2 separate regions of the Mus musculus genome follow, and region 2 is linked to region 1. The links are chromatin loops, found by intact Hi-C in ENCODE. Cell type or tissue: heart. All regions are shown on one strand.

What was found. Peaks named below come from ENCODE experiments on the same cell type or tissue, not always from the same donor. Only the 100,000 strongest peaks of a DNase experiment are listed, where the experiment ranks them.
Region 2: a loop joins it to region 1, with 2.0 times the contacts of the local background. A loop is called at or near these places in 1 of 42 quality-filtered maps.

Annotation. Positions count from the first base shown.
Region 1 is chr1:181,208,257-181,216,256 of GRCm38, reverse strand. It overlaps Wdr26 (WD repeat domain 26), which reads left to right and starts at 4,279. Exons shown (of 14, transcript NM_145514.5): 1 at 4,279-5,181; 2 at 6,945-7,044; 3 at 7,150-7,254. The coding sequence starts at 4,820. It overlaps Gm38664, which reads right to left and starts at 4,821. Exons shown (of 6, transcript XM_011238899.2): 1 at 4,758-4,821; 2 at 4,211-4,447. The coding sequence starts at 4,821. In heart, a CTCF peak has its summit at 3,908; DNase peaks (open chromatin) are centred at 3,836, 4,236, 5,096 and 5,426; H3K4me3 peaks cover 4,010 bases; H3K27ac peaks cover 3,537 bases.
Region 2 is chr1:181,006,076-181,014,075 of GRCm38, reverse strand. All of the region lies in intron 1 of Ephx1 (epoxide hydrolase 1, microsomal), which reads left to right. Among named protein-coding and RNA genes, the nearest start is that of Ephx1, 7.5 kb to the left of the region's middle. In heart, a CTCF peak has its summit at 3,990; DNase peaks (open chromatin) are centred at 3,705, 4,085 and 5,615; H3K27ac peaks cover 1,155 bases.

The DNA of each region.
Region 1 (8,000 bases):
GCTTGTTTGTTTGCTTTTTCCAATTCCATTTACACATCTGCCAGCTCCATTAGACAAATTAATAGGGGTTATTATCTACTTTAAAATAAAAATGGCATTGTGTCTAAGGGGCAGTGAAGTCAAATGACTTGTTCATAGTCAGGCGACTGACTAAATATTCTGACTCCAGCTCCCATATTCACTCGGCTTCTCCCCAGCCTACCCCAGTGCAACAAGTCTAGCCCGCGGCTTTACAACCTCAAACAAAGAAAAGGTAGGAAGAGTTGTGTGTGTGGGTGCATGCTTGGTATCTCTGCACTCCAAAAGGTAAGGCAAGAGAGTCGGTCCCAGGCCAGCCTGGGCTCTGTATGTTAAACTGCTCTACTCCCAAATCCTAAATTTAAATATTGACAGAAACATAACTTTTACCAGTTTAACCAACACCTGTGAAAATTTACTTTTGTGAGTATAAACATCTTTATATTTAAAACATCTCAACTTTTGAAAGTTGATCTTTTTAGTTTTAAGGATGAGAAACGTTGCCTTGGAATATAATAGTCGCCTGTCATTTCGATTTCTTGAGCCGCCTTTTAGCCAATCAGGATTGAGGTAGATGACTGAGGGTCCCCCCCCCCCCTTTCCTTTTGAAACTGGGTCTTTATATGTAGTCTTGGCTGTCCTGGAACTCACTCTACAGACAAGGCTGATCTCTCCCTCCCAAAGGCTGGGATTAAAGGTGTGTGTCACCACTTGCTCCATCACTGTGTTTGGTTTTGGTTTCAGTTTTCCAAGACAAGGGTTTCTCTGTGTAGCCCTGGTTGACCTCAAACTCAGAGATCTGCCTGCCTCTGCCTCCCGAGTGCTGGGATTATAGGCCTGCACCACCACCACCCAGCTGTTTTGTAAAGTCTAAGACAGTTGGTTTTTTTTAGATTTACTTATTTTTCCTTTATCTGTATAAATGTTTCGTCTGCCTGTATGTGCATCCCATGCATGCCTCCTGGGTCCCTTGGATCTAGGGTTACAGATGGTTCAGGTGCTGGGAATCAGATGGCTTTTCTGCAAGAGCAGGGAGTGCTCTTGTCTCTTCAGCACTCAAATCCTTTTGAGAAGAGAAGAAATGCATTTACTTTATAAAGCCCAGACAAGTATCTGTCACTGAAACAAAAGGTTTACAAAATAACCATGCCACCCTCAAGTGGCTTACCCCACTGTTCATGCTTGTATCATTTTCTGCTTTACTTTAAAACCATCTATTATGGCTAAGTACATGGATTTCACAAGTGGGTTATGACCCATAGTTTGAAAAACACAGCCTTAAGATGAACACACAGGGATTCTGCCCTCCAGACGTCCGTACCCTCGCTGTCAGCCTCAAATATACACAGTCCCAAGAGAACCTGAAGCCTGGCAAAGGCCTTGGTGCCAATTACTTCAACAACCTACTGAGCAGCAGACTTTGCAGCATCCCTGACAAGGTGGCACAACCAAAACGTCTGCTTCTCAGTGACACCATCAGCTGTGCACACAGAAAATCCCTGCTTCCCCATCACTGTAGAACCAGACACAGCAGTTCCTCCATTTTGCACCTACCACAGGGCTTTCATATAGAGCCCCATATAGTAGAACAGAAGTTAATTAAGCACCTAAATACACATGCAACTTTTCCCTAAGAGGCAACTTGACTTAGTCCTAGCCCCAGCTTGGTCTTTTGTAGGAGGACAGAAGAGATAAAGCCAGGAGACAGAGATCTAGAAGGTTCCCCTTAAGTGACCTCAGGAGAGCCAGCGGATGAGCTCATCCGCAATCTCCGGTCCTGGGGAGTCCTTAACAAGTCATAGTCCTACCAAAGGCTGGAAGCTGGGAGACACTCCCCTAAGGAGGTTCACTGGAGCTGAGTCTTTTTTTTTTTTGTTTGTTTTTGTTTTTCGAGACAGGGTTTCTCTGTGTAGCCCTGGCTGTCCTGGAACTCACTCTGTAGACCAGGCTGGCCTCGAACTCAGAAATTCGCCTGCCTCTGTCTCCCGAGTGCTGGGATTAAAGGCGCGTGCCATCACGCCTGGCAGGAGCTGAGTCTTGACAGAGAAACTCCACATAATCGGGCTGTGGAGAAGACAGGAGGTCTTCAGAAGAAACAAGCCTAGCAATTCGGCAACAGTGACAAAGGGTTCACAGAGATGGCAAGAGATTAAAACCTTTCCAGAAAGGTACACCGTACAATCTGAAACACATAATTTATGAGCTAACTAAAAATAAAATAAAAACAAAAGGCTTTTTAAAAGAGAGCTAGCCAAAAAGAAAGACTGAGATAAGACCAGATCCACTAGGGAATGCAAGACAACTATACATTTTTTTTTTAACATGTGGGTAACATGAGGTTACTAAAGCCTTCTGAATGTGAAGAACAGTATTCCAAAATTATTGCAAGTGGAGCCGAAACCTGTCTCTAAAGGCTCTAGAGTCAGACAATAAGCTCCCAATGTTTTACTATAGATAAAAGGGGCACATGCATATGGATTTCATAAATTCAAGAACTTCTAAGAGGCATCTAGGCTACTCTGAGGTGAAAAGCTGAGATGTGCGCACTGAGCCTGGATGGTGATGAAGTCCTAGTCATTGCTCCTCTCCTCTCCCCCTTTGTTAAGGAGTGGAAACCTGGCCTATAGTTAAATGGTCCTTTTCTTTATAAAAGCTACAGACTTTACTCAAACTAAGCTCCTGACTTGATCCACCTGAAGGTTGCTAGGAACCAGTAGATTACGATAAACCATTTTTCAGAAAGTAAATTTTGCCTAAACACTAACAACCTTCATGATAATGAGATTTCTAAAGTTGCTGTACAGGGCTCTATGAGGGCATTGACTATCTAGTAATTCTGGCTCTGCTGGATATACTGTCTGTGCCCTATGAACCTCAGCTAAAATGAAGGTCTGTCTCAGGTGAATACAAACACCGTATGTGAGTCACTTTGCAATTACAGCTGACACCTGAAAGCATATTTAAAGCATGACAGCCACAATGCTAGATCTCTGTAAGACTGCCCTGGTCTCTGTCTCTCTTCCCAGTCTCAAGATGAAGAGAGCTCAGGATTCTTGACAAATCATAGGCTAATTTTTATTACACTTCTAAATTTAAAAAAGGCTGTCCCCAAAGACCTAAAAATTACTGAGCTGTGAGTGTTGTAAATTTCAGAGACATAAGATGTATTGCTTAAGGCTGTTGGGTCTGTTTGTTTGGTCTTTTTGTTGTTGTTTTCCTCCCAAATGGAAGTCACGTCAGGAAAAATATCTGTCCACACCAGGTCTACATGCTACGACCCAAGTCCATGAAACTGACTAGGGCCCCATGGACCATTTGCCACAGAGTAACATAGTTACTCAGTTCTCTGCTGCTGTGTTTCTCCACTCAAGAAAGCCGTTTAAAGCGCTGGGACAGTGAAACTCCGGCCACTTGAAAATTTCAAACCAGAATCTGAAACGGTGCCCCAATCCCACCCCTCGGTCAGAGGTACAGGAACCAGGAACAAGACATCTGAGCGAGCACTTAAAAGAAAGACAAAACAAACCTAGTAAAACTCCAAAGCAAAGCGCCTCTACACACCCTCAGCCTTTGAAACGTCTTGCCCCCACGAGTTGTTGTTTTTCCTCCCAGAGGGAAGGCAGTTTACGGCCGACTTCGCCTTCCCAGGGTGGAGCACACTCAGCTCTGCTGTCATCTCCCTTGTCCTGGACTGACACGGATACAACTGTGTGTGGTGCTTGGCTGTGCAAGTTCAAGTGTTTCCACCCTAAACCGAGGCAGTGGTTAAATCCTGAGTGCAGAGCAAGAAGCCGGTGGCCAGGGGCCTAGCACACCCTTGTGCTCGAAGTCACAAGCTGCAAAACCAGGCCGCCGGCGGCCCCACCCTGGCCCGTGCCAGTGCGTCTGCGGCCCCCTCCACGCCGGCCGCTCGCTCCTTTCTGGGTCACTCAGGGTGCAGGGCGAGGACGTGATCTCCGCCTCCCACCCTGCAGGGCCCCGGAGCGAGGCTGCGAACTTACTGCAGGCCGAGCTCGCACGCCTGACCCGGGGAGCCAGGGCGGCCTCGCACAGGCGGGCCAGGTCGTGCTGAGTCGCGCCTCCCCGCCGGGGCCGGACCCCCACCCCCGGCCGCCCTCGCCTTCACCCCACGGCCTCACCCCGGCCGCCGGACACACACGTGCCGGGTGACAGCCCCCTATAGGTTCCATACCTGCTGCCGGAAGTGAGCGAGGAGGGCAGTATAGGCATTTCCTGTGACGCCAGCGCCCGGACTCCATTAGACAGCAGCTGGGGGAAGAATCAACACACCAGGGAGCGGAGCGGCGCGGACCCAGCACCGAGGCGGCCGCTGCCTCCGCCGCCGCCTCCGCCGCCGCCGTCCGGGCTCCCAGCTTCGGGCCCGCGCCCCCCCCAGTGCCCGCGAGCCCCCGGGCCGCGCCGCGAGCGCCTCCGGAGGGGGGGGGAAGGGCCCGGTCCTCCTTCTCCCCCTCCTCCCGCCCCGCCGACCCCCGCCGCGCCCCGCCGGCCTCCCACCACGGCCTCTCTCGGCGAGGAAACTCTGGCCTCCGCTTCCTCCTCCTCCGACTCGGACGCCGGCGGAGCCTCCCCGCCCCCGCGAAAGAAGCCCCGAGCCTCGGCGGCGGAGGGAGCAGGAGAGCCCGGGGCCTCGGCGGGCCGAGCAGGCCTCCCCCCCCCGCCCTCGCCCTCGCCGGCCGCCTCCTCCTCCTCCTCCTCCGTGGTGGTGGTGGTGGGACTGCCTCCGGCCGCCCCCGCCGCCCCGCAGCGGAGCAGCGGCCACAGCCTGGTCAGCGGCGGCACCATGCAGGCCAACGGGGCGGGAGGAGGCGGCGGCGGGGGCGGCGGGGGCCAGGGCCAGACCCCGGAGCTCGCCTGCCTGTCGGCGCAGAACGGGGAGTCGTCCCCTTCGGCGACGTCCGCGGGGGACCTGGCCCACGCCAACGGGCTCCTGCCTGCCGCCCCCTCCGCCGCTGGCAACAATAGCAACAGCCTGAGTGTCAATAACGGGGTTCCCGGCGGGGCCGCCGCGGCCTCCGCCACCGCCGCCGCCGCCCAGGCCACCCCCGAGCTGGGCAGCAGCCTCAAGAAGAAGAAGCGGCTCTCGCAGTCCGATGAGGATGTCATTAGGCTCATAGGACAGCACCTCAATGGCCTAGGGCTCAAGTAAGTGTCCGTCCTACAACTGGTGAGGGCCAGGCCGGGGCCGAGCGGCCGGGTGGGTTGCGGGGACCCCGGGGCCCAGTGCGCAGGAGGCCGGGGACAGACAGCCCTGGGGGGGGGGGCGGTGGAGGGGAGGTCTAGGAAAGGGAATCGGCCCGATGTCTTAAGGCCAGCCGAGCCGCCTGGGCTGGGGAGGGGTAGTGGAAACCCAGGGCGACCCCTCCCCGCGCACCTCCAGAGCAGGATTGTCTGTCCGGGAAGGCGGACACCGAGGTTGTTTATGCTGGGGGAGGGGTGGATCAGAGCGGTGGAAATAATGAACCTTGGAGGATTTGTTTTTCAAGTGTGTCTCAGAGGCATCTTTGTGGGACACCTCCCCACCCCCACCCCTGACCGACAGCAGCCCAGGCAAACTACCAATCAGGAAGGACAGTCGCCTACAAGTGTTTATGGGAACTAAGGGGCTGGCATAATTTGGAAAGAGGCTGTCGAGTAAATCTGATGGGAATAATGAAGTCAGATACCCAGTGGAAGTCATGCAGACAGAGGCCGTGTGTGTGTGTGTGTGTGTGTGTGTGTGTGTGTGTGTGTGTACACACTAGAGGCCTAGCACTAGTAAAATCCCACTTCAAAACCCAGAAGGTTTTCTTTTGAAAATGTGATGTCAGGTCTGGTGAATCATTGGTTTTCAAATACAGTTTGGGTGGTCATTAATGTAGGGTGAAGGTAGACAGCGGGTCCAACCAAAACGCATCTGTTTTGAACACACAGGAAAGAAAAGCTGAGGGAGTTGAGGTAGGGTTGGTGGGAGTGTCCTGGAGCTGAGTGAAGGTGGCAGAGCCAGGAGCTGACAGTAAACAAGCAACAGTTTCTTAGAGTCAAGGCGAATTTGAAGGCAACCAGACCAGGGATTTTGGTTTTGTTTGGTTTTGCTTTGTGTGTGTGTGTGTGTGTGTGTGTGTGTGTGTGTGGAGAGAGAGAGAGAGAGAGAGAGAGAGAGAGCGCACCCGTGCATTGGTTGGGAAAGGGGCAGATCTGCATTTTCTCAGTGACAGAAGTATTTCCACTCCCAAGCTGATAATTGCACTGTTGAGCTGAAAAATGGGGAGCGCTAAAGAAACACCGAACCAAACCATGAACAGCTCCCAGAGAAAAATCCAGAAAGGTTTCACTTTAGTCCCCAAGGAAAAGGAAAAGTGTGAAAATAAATTTTGTGAATGCTAACAGAATATATTACTGAGGGAAGCAGTAAGCTGACAGCAGCAGGCGGAAATAACTCGTGACTGTTTGGAGCCTACAGCATAGTAAATTGGCTATTTTTAGTATGGAGAGAAAGGAAAGGGTTTGGGGTGCTGGACTTGTTTTAATTGTAAAGATTGACCTAGCAGGCTTTCCATACCAGCAGAATATCTGGAAGGAAAGCTATACCTAATACAGGCCATCTGTCACCTTGTATTTTATCTTTCAAAGTGCTGTGCCATAGATAATGTGTAGACCCTAGTTTTTATTTAACCAATGTTAGAGCACATTTTTAGAAATTGTATACTCTTTTAAACTTCTGAAACATTAAATGGCAAAAGTAGGAAGAACTTGCTTAATTCCAGTTTCAAGAAAGGTTTTTAATTTGAAATGTAGGTGGCATTTACTTTATGAAGGGTTTTAAAGCTATTTTTTTTCTTCTTCATGAAGTTGTACATACTAGTTTTTTAGGAAGAGTAAAGCCCTACAGTTGGTCAGGTCTTTCTCACACTGTATCTCTCCTGCAGCCAGACTGTTGATCTCCTCATGCAAGAGTCAGGATGTCGTTTAGAGCATCCTTCTGCTACCAAATTCCGAAATCATGTCATGGAAGGAGACTGGGATAAGGTAAAGGAGGCCGGGAGCTGTGTGACTGCGGCGCTGCAGCTATGTGGTTGATGGGGATTTGGGGACATTGTTGGTTTTCTTTTATATCTTTTTTTTTCTTTGCAGGCAGAGAATGACCTGAATGAGCTAAAGCCTTTAGTGCATTCTCCTCACGCTATTGTGGTAAGAGGCGCACTTGAAATCTCTCAAACGTTGTTGGGAATAATTGTGGTAAATACACTTTTGTTCTTAGTTTCACATTTATGCTTATTTTAGGTTATTGATAACTATAGGCATCTGATCTTAAGAGGCTTGAAAGTAAATTTTATATAATTTATAAATAAGAATGAGTTGTTTATGATTATAACCTATGAACTTTAACTGTTTTAAGTCATGCTTAGTAAATGTCATTTGAAACAATTGGTAATTTACACTTTATAAAAATTTAAAGATTCTCCTGCTTTTAGTGCTGTTGATAAGAGCCTTATTAATGTTAAGAATAAAATATACTTTTATATCACTCAAAATACTCACTGTGTTTGTTAAAGTGAAAAATATACTTGGGTGTATATATACTGTACAGCCTGAAGAATCTGGTAAATTGTTTTTTTTGATCGTTGGAATTACATAGTTAATTAATAATAGTCTAATTATACTGTTGATGTGCCCATGTTCTTTCATTCACGTTATAAGAATGACAGGTGTGAAAGTTTATATGATAGTGTCACCTTGGGAGGGTTAGGTGCAGGCTTGGCTATTGGGCCCCACTCACCAATCCTTATATTCTTGGAAAGATCAGTTTAATAGTTTGTCCTTGTTAGTCTCTTTCATAAACCTTAACTGGTTTAGTTTTGTTGTGTTTTTTGTTTTGTTTTTGTTTTGTTTTTTTAATGCTGGTGGGTTTTAATTCTTTAGGAAGGGTATGTTTTGTTTTGTGTTTTTAAAGCATGAGTGATTGGAAAGCATAAAGAATCAGC
Region 2 (8,000 bases), 200 kb after region 1:
ACTAAACTTCTCTACTATAAGTCAGCCCCAATTAAATCTTTCCTTCTAAGACTTGCTGAGTTGTGGTCTCTCTTCACAGCAATAGAAATCCTCACTAAGGCAGTGGGAAAGGGTAAGTGACTGATGGCCCTCAGTTCTGCTCCATCTAGGGTGTGTTAGGATCTCCATTGCCCTAGGCCTAGTTATCACTCCCTTGCCTTAATGTTATCTCTGCTCCTTGATGGTGATAGGATGGAGAAAGTTGCCACAGTGCCACACTGGTGCCCACCTCAGGGTGAGTGCCATTCCGAGAGGGTCCCACTGAGGTAGGTGCTTTGGTGGCTTTTGAAGTCTCCCTGTTCAAAGGATTGAGAAGATTGAAAATGTTTTAGCATTCACGTTTTTATCTACACTTTATTTAGCAACTAGGATTATGCTGAGGTTTGTGGGGTTCATTGTACACGTGTTTGCTGATAAGAGAGAAGTATGGGGTTTTTTTTTTTTAAGCAGGTCAAAGGAACTCTTACTACACGTCGCAAGGAGTTGGAGGCATGTGCTTTGACTGCTAAGCACGGTTAAGTCTTATTTGTGGGCTTCTCTCAAAGGATTATGGTCCCTTGCCAGCCATTTGAAAGTTCCTTGAAGAGACTTAAACAGATCCTGGGGTTGAGGGCTCCTCTATCTCCCTGTCTTTCTGTAAGTACTACCACAATGTTACAACAGTCCAGGGCCTCTCTGAACTTCCTCTAGACAGTGGATGCCTGACACATGAGTGTTCCTGCCATGGACACATCTGGCTGGCTTTAATCTGCCTGCAGTTTTCTTCATGACCTGGGAAGGCTGTGGGATGCCATGGTCAGGGTTAGGAGGTCCCAGAGCCTCCATGTGGCATCACAGGGACACAGTGAAACTTCTATAAACTGAGGACATGGCCACTCCAAGGCATGGTTAACTGGAAAGTTTTTATTGTGTATATGAGAGAGTGCCGCTAGAGGTATCCTGATGGGTTTGGAACAGAGAGAGAGAAAGTCATAAACTGAGCATGGCCAGCAGACTGCATGGGCCACGAGAGAAGGCTTGATTCTAAAATCCATCTCTAGAGAGATGAGAGCAGAGGTACTTGGCACTGGGAAAAGACAGATTAGCCTGTCTCCCTGTCACATACAAATGAAAGGCCATTTCCCCAAATGCTGGTGACTAGACAAACGCCGGCATTGCTCTAGAACTTGGGAAGCTGGCTTCCCTCTACTAAAGGAGCCATTTCCTTAACACTGGCAGAAGGGACAAACGGCTAACTCTGGTGCCTGATAGCACGACAAAGCCCATGCTGGCCTCCAGGTCCCTCAGTATTACAAGGGCCTAGCTCTTTCTACCTCCTCCAGGACCCCAAGCTTCTCCAGCTCATGGCCTTCCTCCCCAGCTGTCCATTTCTTCCAACCCTGCTAATTCTGCTGTGTACACTCTGGGTCTTCCCTTGATCTTCATCCCTCCATCCCCCAACCCCCACCCCACGCTGTTCTCTTGCTTCTCTCATGGCCAGGTCCAGTCTACTGGCCTTGTTCAATCTACTGCTCCCTGTCTCTGCTCTGGACTCTTCCAAGGCCTCTGGCTGTTCTCTCCCTCATATCTACAATGAAAACCTTCCTCTTCACCATGTCATGGAACAATCACATCACCAGCTCACACACTCACAGGTAAATTTACCCATGTTTTACCTTGGTTCCATGGCTTTCTATAAACTGTAAGAGGATGCTGTCTGGAGAAACTTAGAGACCCTCCCTTGTCTAAATTGTAAGCAAATCCGCTCTCCTTGGAGAGTTTGTTTCTTAAATCTTTTTAGAATATAAGGCAGTCAGACTGCAGGTTTCTGGACCTAAGTCCCCGGGGAATGTCAGGGCAGTTTAGGGGAGCTGGTCTTCCCTGCTTACTCAGGGAATTATGCCTTCCTTCTTGCTTGCCTCTGGCAGACCTACTGCCCAACCAGCTTGTCTCTCAGAGGAAACAGAACCACCCAGAAAATGGAAAGGAACTCATCTCCCGCTGCAAGGTGGCTCTGTTCTCTCCCCATTGTGCACCCTACTGTGGGAGGCCTCCCAGCCCCTGTTAGGATCCTGACTTCTGAGAACCTGTGTTCAAAGAGATGATACTGGGGCAGAGCATCTTAAAGTCAGAGAAGATGATGGCTCCGGCATCTGAACCTCTGCAGCTACCTGGGGAGTTTCCTTTTCTTTTCACCGTGGATTGACCCCAGGGCCTCATAAATGCTAGGCACGGTGCTCTGCTATTGAGCTACACCCAGTTCCCTCCACAGGCTTTTGAACTCCTTACTTGTAGCCCCTGGAGACCTGACGCTCTCTTGAGACCTAGGCATTGCTACAGGCAAATTCAACACTCTCCCAGCCTCCAATGAAAAACCCAGAGAGCAGTGCTGGAAGGCTAGCCAGGCCTCACGGGGCAGCCAGGAAGTTCTTCCTGTACCCACACAGCAAGGAGGGTGGATTGGACTACTCAAAAGCCTTGCAGGTTCTGTTGCAGGCTATCGAGGACACTTTCAGGCTATGAAGGTTCCAGGCCACAGGTTATAATCTCTGAGGATCCGCTGGGTATGGTGTGGACAATGCACGGCACAGAGTGGCTTGTGGAGGGAGGATAGTGCATGCTGGACAGTCTACTCCTGCTACTCCAGCCTGGGCATCCATCAACCCAGCTCAACAGCAGGCATGGGCTAGCCTTCCTCCTTAAAGGAGGTGAGATGCACTTCTAGACATTTAAAGCCAGTGGAAAACTTGACAGATCCTATTTGGATCATCAGAGCTGGAGATGGGAAAGGGCACAGGGACCTAACAGTGCAGCTCCCCTGCCCTTCTCTCCTTATAGGACTTAAAAACCTGTGTCACAGCATTGAGGGGAATAGTGAATCCATGCTGGCTGACAGCATAGTGGGAAAGGATGTGCCCACATGAGGGAGGCTCTAAAAGCCATCCCAAGTTCATGCATGCACACACACACACACACACTTAATGGAGCATGTTTGTTTGAGAGCCCATGAAGTAGAGTCAAGAGGCCATTGTCAATGAGATCTCAGACACATCTGCACTAGAATCTGCCTGAGACCGTGTAAAACAATCATTTCTAACTAATTAACGAGCTAGCTTTCACAGACTCCTTAAGTTTAAAGCTTATAAACACAGGCTTAAGTCAATACATTTAAGTGGCTTTTCCACACCGGAAGTATCCTCCCTCTCTAAAGGCATCCAGGGCCTGCCCTCCCACCCGTACTATCCCCGCCCTCCCTAGTTAACTCCTCTGTGGGGGTGACCAGACTAAGGCCTGGAGAAGCAGTCCCTGTCCTTAGGAGGGGTCAGGGGCAGCACTGAAGGCCTGGCCTCCAGCTGGGCTGGCCCTGGCCTCTGGTGTGCTTCAGCAGTGCACCCTCCAGATGGTGAAGTCTCTGCTGACACCACACTGGGCTCTCCTCACCTTGCCCTGCTTATCCTCTTTCCTATATTGCCTTGAAATGCACCCAAAACCTTCTCTTGCTGGTTGACTCTAGCCTTCTCTCCTTAGCTCACATCCAAGGCTGTGCCACCTAGGCACCGGCACAGAGGGCACACCACAGCTGAGCCACCACAGCACAGGGACAGTGGCACTGAGGGAGAACAGACTGGCCCTTAGCCATCTGTGTGGTCCAAGGAAGCCTCTGCTTAGCCATCACTGACCAGCCTGAAACCTGGAGTGGTGAGCAGGCTGCACTGTCAGAAGGAAGGCCTGGGGGTTGTCAGCAAAGACATTTGCACCCCTTCCTTTTGTGGCAGGCTGACTGGAACACAAGAGGGGCCAAATGCCTCCCTTCCCCTGCTTAGAGTTTCCTCACTTCCCTAGGAAGGGAGATGGAGTTGCTGGGCCAGTCAGATCCAGGGTCAAAAGGAGGTCACACCTCTCTCTCTCCCTCTGACACCTGAAGGCAGCAGGTACTTCCCCTCAGCTCCCACAGTCACCAAGGCAAAGTGTAGATGCCAGGATCTCTGGTCACCACCAGGCGATCTCACATAGCCTCTCTGAGGGAGCGTGCCTTATGTCCAGTCAGATCCAGGGCCTGCTGCCAACAGTGGCAAGGCTCTCTGCACTTACTCTTGGCCGTTGTTCTGGAAAAGCCCTGAGTTTCCAGGCCTGTGATCTGCCCTACAGAGACCACATCTGCTGAGTCACTATTAGCTGGTATTAGAGGGCAATCTCAGGGAGCATGCCTCTCTCTCTCTCTCTCTCTCTCTCTCTCTCTCTCTCTCTCTCTCTCTCTCTGGGTAAAGAGAACAGGTTTCTCTCCAAGGGCAGTTGGCTGACCCCAACTATGAGGCTTGCAGTGACTGCCTCTGACCCCACACTTATCTCTAGTCTTGCTCCACACTTAACAATAATCCTCAATCCATTAGCTCCGCAGACTAGACTGAGAAATAAGCTGTATGCTATTACTTAAGAAAAATTTAAAATCTTCTTCAATCAAAACTTCTAGTGTCTACGTTATGATCCAGAGAACTTATCTCATTCAGTCAGTGTTGAATTATTATTCAGTAAGTGCCAGGGTCTGAGAATACAGAGGGAACCAAGGGTGCTTGCCTATAGTGAGAGGGGCACAGGCCCTGGTGTAACAGCTAAGCCCAGGCAGAACTGAAGGCCATGGGAATAAACAGCCACCTCAGAGCTCTGGAACAAGAGAGGTTGCTGGGCATAGGAACTGAACAAAGATGGTTAGGGTCTGTGGCTCAAGCGAGTACAGGGGGAGATGGGTCATCAGACTTGGAACCATGGTAAATTCCTTGAGGTGTGTGTGTGTGTGTGTGTGTGTTGGAGATGTGGACTGGGAATGGAATCCCCATCCTCTGAAAGACTAGCGAAGCTCTTCTGAGTCATCTTCCCAGCCTGGGGTTACAATGTTGTAACATATGTATCCAGCTGTTTGTTTTGGTTTTTTGGTTTTTTTTGGTGTTTTGTTTTGTTTTGTTTTGTTTTGTTTTGTTTTGTTTTGTTTGACAGTTATTATATTTATATGAAGTGTTGGTTTTAGTTTGGTTTTGTTGTTGTCGTTTTTAAGATTTTATTTATTTATCTTATGTATGTGGGTACACTGTAACTGAACAGATGGTTGTGAGCTTTCATGTAGTTGTTGGGTTTAAGATTTTATTTATTAATTTTATGTATGTGGGTACACTGTAGCTGAACAGATGGTTGTGAGCTTTCATGTGGTTGTTGGGAATTGATTTTTAGGACCTCTGCTCGCTCTGGTCAACCCCACTCACTCAGTCCCTGCTCGCTCTGGCCCAAAGATTTATTTATGATTATACATAAGTACACTGTAGCTGTCTTCAGATGCACCAGAAGGGGATGTCAGATCTCATTACGGGTGGTTGTGAGCCACCTTATAGTTGCTGGGATTTGAACTCAGGACCTTCGGAAGAGCAGTCTTAACTGCTGAGCCATCTCATCAGCCCCTGGTTTTGGTTTTTCAACACATCTTCTTTACTAAGCAACCAATCCTTTCCTTGGGGAGAATACCTTAACTCTAAGAAAAAAATGGTTTCCTTTTGCTTTTGTAACACTAGGCATCAAACATCTCACATGAGCTAGGAGCCATGCCAACAGCCCCGCCCTCCAATAGAATGGCTTCCTCTTCAACTGCAATTCTCTGGGCACAGGTCTTTCTCATTGGAAAATTGGGTTACAAAGCAAATGAAAAGACTACTGGAAGAATGAAACCTTTGGTACAAGATAAATTGACCTTCAGTTTCCAGTGCTAGCATGTCAAAAAGGAACTTGGGACTTGTTATTTTTGTTTCCAGAGTCTTTCCTGATATCCTCTAACTTTGGTGTTTTGAAGAGGTTAGAATGTTCTCTGCTGCAAAAGAAATAGACCACACAGAAGACTTTGTTGCAACTGTTCACTACAGGGTAGAGCCTCAGCAGACAGCAGTGAGACCCCTGACAATGAGAACAGGACTTCTCTGAGCTAATAGCACAGACATGCACCCCCTAGGACATGGTTTACAGAACGTGGATGGTCACGGGCCTATCTGGACTGAGCTTGGCTTAACCCGTCTGGATCACAGCTTCGGTGAGGGCACATGGGCAGGACAGTGGGCATCCCAGGACATAGGTGTCTCCACTCTCTCACCTTCAGCCTGGTTCTGTGCACATATGCTGCTGTAGACGGCTTGGATATGAGAGTCCCACATAGTGAATTAGGGGAAAGGAAAGGACACCCACGTTGGTGGAGCACCTGCTCAGGGCCATTCATTCGTCATCGGTAGCCTGATAGGTTGATGATCCCCACACTCTAGATAACAAAGGCTCAAGGGGTTTTATAACTTATCCAGAGTCTCGAAGCTGCTGTGATAGAACTGCAAATGGATCCAGCAAAGGAAGAAAACATACTAGAACCCCCCTTACTGTGCCTCCAAGATCTCCTGCCCCTAAAGCCAGATGCATCCAAGCTTCTAATTGTGGCACCATGGCTCAGAAGCTCTGGAGGACAACAGCAGGCAGCATCCTCACTGTCCCTCCAAATGTGCTACCATGCTACTCAGATCACAGACACTGCATGGTACATCCATGACTGCTAATGGCACTAGCATGTCACATCCTCCAGGAGACTCATGGTTGGGTCTTCCCTCTGAACCAACTCTTTCAGGAACTGGGCTATCTGGAGTTGACCTCTCCTAAAAGGTCTATGAAAAAGTGAGAGTCCAGGTGAACTTTTCATGACCACCTGAACTGAAGATGGCATCTCCCTGTGAGACTTTCACTGAGGTGAACTGTGTCAGCATTCTTATCTTTACTAGATTCATACAGACCTTTATTCTTTATCCAATGACCTCCAATATCTTTGTAGTTATGCTTTGGAAGAAATGCTGTGGAACTTATAGATGTGTCGATGGGATAAGAAAGGGTGCTAGAACCACCTTTTCTGTAGACTCTGAATGAAGCCAGACCCAAGTCTATCCTGCTCTGAATTGTGGGCATCTCAATGCTTAGTCTAGGGGAAGGGTTATGTGGGCAAAGATATACCCATAGACAGCAGGCACCAGCTCTGACTGGTCAGACTCCAGGCTCTATGTTTTCCAGGTGGCACTACCTACTCATGTTCAGAGAAAGGCATTGCATATTATCCTTCCAGGAGGAGGGAGGAAAGACTCACAGTCTAGGAGGTTCCTTGGGGGCCACAGTACCTGGGCTCGTCAGTGAGTGTTCTGAGGTCCCAGGGCTGGTATGAAAGTTTCAGACTGTAAACACATACTGAGAAAGCAGGCTAGAGAGGGGGCATGCAGCACATGTGAGCAAATGTACATAACAACAGATATATTCTTCAGCCATGAATTGTAATTCTCAAAAGCACGGAGCTATGCATTTCCTGTTTCCAGTTCTTACCTTAAGTAAGTGTTGGGATAGGTTGGTTGGTTGGTGGGCTGCTTGGTTGGCTGGTTGACAGGCTGGTTGGTTGGTTGGTTGATTGGTTCGTTGGTTGGTTGGCTAGTTGGTTGGTTGGTTGACTGGCTGGCTGGCTAGTTGGTTGGCTGGTTGATTTTTAAAGGTCCATGAAGAGTGGATTTGCCTTTACTGTTGATTGGCAAATGCAGCAAACCCAACCTGCAGCAGGACAATGCCAGTGGCTATTTGAGGCTAATCAGAAATAACATTTCTGTGCACCTTTCTTACCTGCTCTTAAGTAATGACTGTTGGTCAGGTGGGGTGAACTGAGGCATTGCAGCCAATCCTGCTTTGTAGTCTGAGACCCAGTGACTCCAAGGCCCATCAACTTACACTTGAGCAAAGTACACCACCATTTTACATAGTGGATAATACTTATATTCTCCTACCTGGATTATTCTAAGAAACAAAGCCTTTACATTACTCTTTAGCTTTGTCACTTTGTGCCCCCACTGTATGCTTGAGTTTTTTGGAGAACAATACTTTCCAAGACACCACATAGATGCAGTGGTAACTGCATCTGAGTGACATAGGGTTACCTG